Regions from separate parts of the Mus musculus genome. Here region 2 is linked to region 1. Evidence: chromatin loops called from intact Hi-C (ENCODE). Cell type or tissue: heart. All regions are shown on one strand.

The links. A loop is a pair of places that touch in the nucleus more often than their neighbours do. Peaks named below come from ENCODE experiments on the same cell type or tissue, not always from the same donor. Only the 100,000 strongest peaks of a DNase experiment are listed, where the experiment ranks them.
Region 2: it touches region 1 in a loop (2.2-fold over the local background); 2 of 42 quality-filtered maps call a loop at or near these places.

Annotation. Positions count from the first base shown.
Region 1 is chr15:40,727,020-40,731,019 of GRCm38, forward strand. All of the region lies in intron 1 of Zfpm2 (zinc finger protein, multitype 2), which reads left to right. Among named protein-coding and RNA genes, the nearest start is that of Gm33353, 13 kb to the right of the region's middle. In heart, no CTCF peak of the experiment used is centred here; a DNase peak (open chromatin) is centred at 2,082.
Region 2 is chr15:40,670,316-40,674,315 of GRCm38, forward strand. All of the region lies in intron 1 of Zfpm2 (zinc finger protein, multitype 2), which reads left to right. It also overlaps the pseudogene Gm18285. Among named protein-coding and RNA genes, the nearest start is that of Zfpm2, 17 kb to the left of the region's middle. In heart, no CTCF peak of the experiment used is centred here; no DNase peak of the experiment used is centred here; H3K27ac peaks cover 674 bases.

The DNA of each region.
Region 1 (4,000 bases):
AACATGAGTTGTAGTGTCAAATGGAGAAAGATAGAAAGCTAATGTTTTACATTAGCTGTCCTTTATCGAAACAAACAAAAAAAACCAAAACCAAAACCAAAAATCCATCAACATCCTTATGGCTCTTTTCTATGTAACAGGTGGATTTCATTCTAAACGATTCCATTATTCACAGATATGGTTGGGGTGAGAGATCTAGAAATTGGTAGAGTTCTTACCTAGTGAGCACACCCCAAAGCCTCAATTCCAGATTCCAGCTCCAGCTTAGTGGCACAGAGTCACACAGTCTTAGCAATTGGGGGGTAACAGGAGCTTCTTTGTCCACAGCAACCTTGTCTCAAAAACAAGAGGGAGGAGGGAGGAAGGAGCACTAGGAGATAGAGGCAGGTAAAGAGCTTTGGGGGAAGGGAAAGGAAAGAAGGAAGGAAATAAAGAGGAAAATATGATATTAAGCAAACAAAAGAACCAAAGAGCCAAGGTAAGAGAAATAGTCAGATTTGAATAAGTTATTATAAAGAAATATTGTCTTCAAATTCTGCAGTTGAAAGTAAAGCTAAGATAGAAAGCATTCTAATAAAATAGCTAAAAAATAATTGTGGTATATGCTAGTGGCAAGAAATGATAGTGTTTTAGGATGTATTTTTAAATATTTCACTAAAATATGTAAGCCTAGGTTATTTGAGAATACTTTAAGAATTTCATGATAAAGACATGACAGTTCATATCAGTATGGAGTGGTCTTCAAGGAGGCTTCTTGTGTGCAAAAAGTTTTACTTCACTGTCATTCTTAGGAGAAAATTCCTCCAGTTCTCTCAAGGAGAGTTGGCCTTGGCAAACCCATTGTGGACAGTCTTCTATGGTAGAAATTCAGACTCTGAAGAAAAAAGTTGGTGATTTTTTTTTGTTTTATATATATATATATATATATATATATATAGAGAGAGAGAGAGAGAGAGAGAGAGAGAGAGAGAGAGATTTTGAAGATTGATTGATAAGCTTAAAAGGTTTAAATATGATGCTGTAGTAGATTCAATAACTAAAATTGCTTTTGGCTGATGAGAATTATTGTTATTTCCAACTCTGAAACATTCTAGTTTGAAGAGGGACATTTTATAAAATCAGATCTGGAGCACTTCTGAGTCCATTTCAAGATACTGGGATGCTTCAGTACTTCAGGGATGTTCTGTCAAGTAACAAATAACAGTAGCATATCTCCAGGGAGCCACCTTTGTTTCAGGGAAGGTGTTTATATATTGTGTCTTTTTCATTGCCATGGACAATAACCCTGGAAATATTTCACCTTTCCCTCTTTTCTAGTTTTGGTGGTTTGTTTGGTTTTGTTTTTGTAATTTCTAAAACTATTTGGTTATGAAATTCAAAATTGTATTGACAGTTCTGCACTGGCCACTGTCTAGAAGTTATGTTTTATATTCTTGTAGGGTTTAGTAAGTACCATAAGTCAAATGAGTATGATGCACGCTTTTCCATGGATGCAGTTACTGTTCTGTTTTGCAGATGTTTTGTAAATTCTAAGCTGAGGTGTGCAAGATTGTCTTCAGGTTGTGGGCTCTGGCCACAGAAATCCCATTAGCATTAGCTTGGCCCCTCCTCTTGTCTTCAGTCAGTGGAGAACATGCCTTTTCCACCCTTGAGGCAATAAAATAAATGAAAGGGTGCGGCATGAAATAATTTGAATTTTGAGTAGTATTTTTCATGCCTTCATCATTTTCAAACCAGTTTAGCCTCATGAAGCAGTGTTGGGAATCGTGAAACAAGGGACCCCTCTGTTTTTGCCAGCCTGCAGGATCTTTTGAGTTTTTAGACTTGCATATGTTAAACAGTTGTTTTTTTTTTTTTTCCTGGTCCTTTTCCTTCTGTGGTCTCTGAGTAAGGATGATGACTAGAACTTTGTAATTCAGTAGAAATCACAAGTCAATGAACATTCAGGACAGGAAGACATCTTTAGTTTGTTTCTACTGGGTATGGTCCAGGCTACTGCTGTCCTTACGTATCTCCCTGACACAGAAGCAAGAAATTTCGGAAAAGATGTCCCTAGGGCTCAGCAGAATCCGTTCTCTCTGTAGCAGCTGGCCTGGTCTGTCAGCATTCATTAGGTTTGTGCTTCCCCCAGTTTGCACTTTCTCTGAGTATTTCATAAGGAGACTGGAAAGCCTCTCTCTCTCTCTCTCTTTTTTTTTTTTTTATCTAAAAAGGAAGTTTATTTTTGTTTCTGTGGAACAAAGGTTTATCTTTTAGTGTAACCATGTGTCCTCTCTAATTAGAAACCCTCCTCTTGTAGTCTTGTAAATAAGAAGGGGGCAATTTAATTCTTAGAGTATTTAAAGACTAACCCTCAAGATGGCAAGGTAAACAGTTTATCTAATTCCTTTTAGCCACACAAGATGTGGAGCCTCATTTACCCCCTAGTGAGCAATGTATAATGACTCTGGAACATCAGGGAGACATCTAGTGGGGTCATCTCCTTCTTTTAGTTACGTTTCAAGACATCAAATAAGCATGCTTCTCCTATATTGATCTATCTTCTGCTTTCCCTCTCCCCTTCCCACAGCGGGGTTCTTGTTAACATCTTTCCTAAGGCACCATATGATTATTTCAAACATAATACACTGACAAACTTTGCATAGTAATACTGTGCCAGCTGTCATGTAAGTTCATTGCATATAATTTGAAATGACTAGGGGCGATTACCCTGGTCTTATAGATGAGAAATGGACACTCAAGGCTTTTTGAGGCAGACAGAAGTCAAACAGCTCATCAGGAAGACAGCTAAGGTTTAAACACAGGAGTAACCTCTCATTAGAGCTCATGTTTTGAAGTGTCTCATTGATTTTTAAGCTTCATACCTTCAAGTATTGAAGCTAGTGATTTTTAAAATTACATTTCCGTTACTAATGTCAATTTTTGATATTTTCCCATAGTTCTAATTCATCACATCTCTACATTTTATTGTGGCATTTTGGCTCACATTCACCTATATTTCTCAGAAATATTTTGTATAAGGTAATGTGAGACAATGATATAAAACTAATGGAAGGAGAAAGGGAACGGGGTGGGCAGAGCATTGCTGTATTGATGTGGTATTTTATTAGATCTGGGTCTGTATGCAAGCCTGGGCTACTGGAGTGCTTTCCGGGTTGTGCTTATTAAAGAGTTTTTCTAGGCAGCTTGACAAGAATGTCCTTGTTTTACATTTGGTGGAGTGTGAGTGCCCACCGCTCTCTGGCTCGGTGGGAGTGAACACTGTACTCATTCAGTCTGAGTCCTTGAAGTTGGGAAGAGTTAGACCCCTATTGCTTATATATTTCTTGGGGGCAATTTCCGTGTTGCCTTTCTGAGTGTGGCAATGAAGAACACACTAAGGCTCTTTGAAAGGCAAGAAACATTGGAATGGAAATCAGACCTTTCTTAGATAAAAGGACGAAGGGATGTGGATGAGTTCCAACATCTGGAATCCAACAGATTCTTAATCTGCTCGTGTGGGGAGGACACAAATGCCTTCAGTTACTGTGAATAACTTGTTTGCTCCTGTGCTGCTGATCAAAGACCATAAAGAAGATCTTGACAAAATTCACTAACATTAAAACCAGTTTTGTGAAAGTGTCCTTGTGTCCTGTCTAACATAATTTGTATTATTATTATTAATTATTATTATTATTACACAGCTTTTCGATATTGCCAAGTAATACAATAATGAGGTGAATTTCAATTGAAATTTTGTGTAGATATAAATGTTGATCATGTACAACTTGAGAAATAACTTTGCCTATTCCTTTTGTTTTGACTTATACTGTGAACAAACATGCCATCCTAACCAATACTCAGACCATTATAAAATAATAATTACATTTTCCCCTCCAAACTGTTGTTCCGTTCCTTCATATCATAACTCCTCTCTGATATCTTCACCCTTATATGGAGCACTCACCAATCATAGGTATTGATGCAACTGAGAAGATAAGTATCTAATTAACAAGTTGTT
Region 2 (4,000 bases), 57 kb before region 1:
AAGCTATAGACCCATTAAATCTTTCTACAATATGTGTTGCCACCATTAGAAAGGTGCTGGCTGATGGATTCCTGATGATTGGGATTGATGGCTCAGAAGCAGCAGATGGATCTGACTGGTTCTGTTATCATGCAACCTCTCCTTCCATTTTCCCTGTGGGTTTCTGTGAAATTAACATGATAGAACTGACTCCACCCAGAGGTTACACAAAACTTCCTTTTAAATGGTTTGACTACCTCAGGGAAACCGGCTCCATTGCAGCACCAGTAAAACTATTTAATAAGGATGTTCCAAACCACGGATTCCGTGTAGGAATGAAATTAGAAGCTGTAGATCTCATGGAGCCACGGTTAATATGTGTAGCCACAGTTACTCGAATTATTCACCGTCTCTTGAGGATACATTTTGATGGTTGGGAAGAAGAGTATGACCAGTGGGTAGACTGTGAGTCCCCTGACCTCTATCCTGTAGGGTGGTGTCAGTTAACTGGATATCAACTACAGCCTCCAGCATCACAGTCATCAAGAGAAAGCCAATCAGCTTCTTCAAAACAGAAGAAAAAGGCTAAGTCTCAGCAATACAAAGGACATAAGAAAATGACCACGTCACAGCTGAAGGAGGAGCTGCTGGACTGCTGGACGGGGAGGACTATAGCTTCCTCCATGGAGCATCTGACCAGGAAAGCAATGGCTCTGCCACCGTCTACATCAAACAAGAGCCATGAGGCGACTCGGAAACCATGGGCAGGCGGGGCTGTTTACAGGACTGATTTGGAATCAGCCAGCTGTATAGCGGGCTATTCTATTGGGACATTTTGCTAAACACAGAAAAAAGTTCTAGCAAAAAAAAAACTAGCATTAGCCTAGTTTTTATAACCAACTATGGGGGACACATTTTCAGTAGCAAATGGGCCGATTGCTAGATAATGGGATTTCCAGTTGTTACACCTTCAATGGAACATGATAGGGAATTCCATAGCAATGAAAATTGTGCATATGCTCTTAGAACCAGAAATTCCATATATTCAACAGATACCCACACATGTGTGCTTGTTACCTCATGGTCTATAACAGTTCAAAATTAAAAATCATCTAAATATCCATTAATAGCAGATAGGCTGAATAAAATTAATCTTTGCCTTGCTCATGAACTATAAAACATCAAAGATTTGTTTCTGTGATAATATTGCAATCTATCAAAGATCCACGAATTAAAAAAGGAAAAATATTTGTATTGGAAAAAAGCATGAGCAGATAGGCTAGTACATATTTGTCTCTTATGAAAAGTTTCTGTAAAAAATGTGAAAAAGATCTATGTTTATCTCTTAAGAATCAGAGAATGAGTATGAAAAAGCACACAATTTTCCTTTCCACCGGAGGTGTTAATACTTAGTTTTAAGTTTCTTATAGTTTCATATGGTTACAGATTAATATCCGTAAGAAAGGCAAGGGGCACATATTGCCACACCTTTAGACATGATGCTGTTAATTCCTTGCAGTGGAGTTGAGAATATTAATTTCTTGGGGAAGAAAATAAGTATCTATTGCCAGGACAACTTGTGACTCATCTCCTTGGCTGTGTAGTTGTGAGGATAGAAAGGCTGCCCAGTGTTGGAAAGAACGAGAGGAAATAACTGATTAAAAAGAAATCAAGCTCTATCTAATTCCAACAATAGCATAGGGAGGAAGAAGCAGCCGTAAGGATAATTTTAGTCTTGTCTTTACTAAGCTTCCACGGGAATATAACAAAAGTAGGCCCTCAAGTGGAGATTAAATTCTCTTTTACTTTAGAAAAGGAAATAACACATTAAAAAGATTTGAAATATATTCCCCTTAAATGTATAGTATTTCTCTCCTCCCAGCATAGGTCATGGTCATGTAATTAACCTCATATTAATAGTATATGATCGTTAGGTTTTTAGATAAAACATCTTAAAATTCCCATGTAGTAATCTAGGCCCTATTTCACAAAGAGAAGTTCATTTCTATTATGTTGCTTTACGGACTTCAGAATTTTGTTCTGCTTCTTTCCAAATCATTATTCTTTCTCCAAATCTAGTATTTTCCTGCCAAGTGATTTCATGATGCTTTTCATTTTAATCCATATGTTTGTAAACAGATTATTTTAAAAAGGTTGGTTGAAACTGGTTCCAGGCCAAACATTTTAAGTGTGGTGCTCTTTTTAAAAAAATATTTTAAATTTGCACCTTAGAATGGATTTGTATCTTTCTCATGAGTTCTGGTGGGAAGTGCCAGCAGCAGAAGCAGGAAATGAGCTGGGGCATGGCCTGGGCGGGGCATGGTTTGGGCGGGGCATGGCCTGGGCGGAGCATGGCCTGGGCGGGGCATGGCCTGGGCGGGCAATGGCCTAACCCAGAGCCTCACTGAGACCTCAGAGAGCAGCAACGAAGGAAATGAGAAAGTGGCAATTCATAAATGCCACCTCAATCCGTCTGGTAATTATGATAGAAGGTAAAGAGAATTAAATATGGTGACTTAAATAATTTTAAGAGATGACACAAAGTTAGGATGGAAGTAACAATGTAGAATTGGGAGAAAATTACAAAATATTTGGTTCTCTCCATTGAAAGAACCTAGAATCTGGAAAAGCTGACGCATCTTGTTGAGTCTATTATATGTTAAGGACTTATAGCATTTAGGACTTTTATTTATTTATTTATTTATTTATTTGACACAAATATCCAAAACGGTCAGTTTTTTTTTCTCTCAGTTCATTCACATATACTCTGAACACTCTATATAGTATTGAAGATTTTATTATAGTTTTATATGTAGCCATCTGAGAATCTGTCAAGATGCTTGTTCTAGAAGGCATGTCCAACCTTTTGTTGCTGTGATGTGACATTTTTGTCTCCCAATTTCGTGCTTGGGAAACTATCCAGTCTATTTACTAATAAATGACATGCAAAAAAAAAAAAAAACTCAGAATGTTTTCAAGCAGTTTATATTTGTGTTGGTTACATTTGTGGCTATTATGGGAAGCACCTGGACCGATGGCCACAAGTTGAACATATATATATGAACAAATACTTGTAACATTTTGTGAGGACTTTATGCCCAGAGGGTACAATTTGGAAAGAAATGCATTGATTGCTTGAGATATGTCTTGCTGTCAAGAATTTTGGCTCCTGTGTGTCTTGCTGGTGTACCAGCCATCAACTGTTAAAAGCTTCAAGTGGTTTTCTTGATGATAAAGTTAGTGGTTAGTACTAAAAATAGACTCATACAGACTTACTGATAGGCCTTACAGGTTATATTATTGAAGATGATCTGGTTAAAATGACAAAGCCCAGATTATTTTACTAAATATCTGGGGTGAGTGGGCCTCATGGTTATTATTGTTACTAGAATTCACCTTCAGAATTGGGTGGCAATAATCCAAAGATATGTTCCTTCTCCTTAAAAACCCATGGAGTTCTGTGAGTCCTGATCTCTGATTATTCTAAAGAGATTTGAAAATGGTTTACTGAAAAACGAGGGTTTAGTTCAACTTATATATTAACTTTGAAGGCCCCAAACATGATAGTTTTCTATCAGACAGTATTTGCCAGGGTGTACTTTACAAAGTCCTTTTATGTATGTTCCTTTTTTGAGGAAGAGTGACTTATACAGCTGTGCCCTATGAGAGGTAGGCTATCAGTTTTCAAAGTCTACAACTTTGTATTGGAATTCGGACCCACTTCTTTTTACACTTGAGGAAATTATTTACTCTATGACTGAGTTTTCTCCATTAGTAAAGTAATGGTAATTAGAGGGATCTACATGATGGTGTTGAGAGTATTAAATGAATCATGTATGGCAAGAGTTTAGTGCAGTGTCAAGGCATGAATAAAACTTTTCTTTTAATTTTGGCATTTTTGAAAGTCGAGTCTGTGGAAAGAAATTGTTTTTCTGTGCTAGCAAATATCTCCAGATATTTGAACTATAATATTAAAGTTGTCCAGTTTCCCCTCTTAGTAAACAAATACTTAAACACAGTG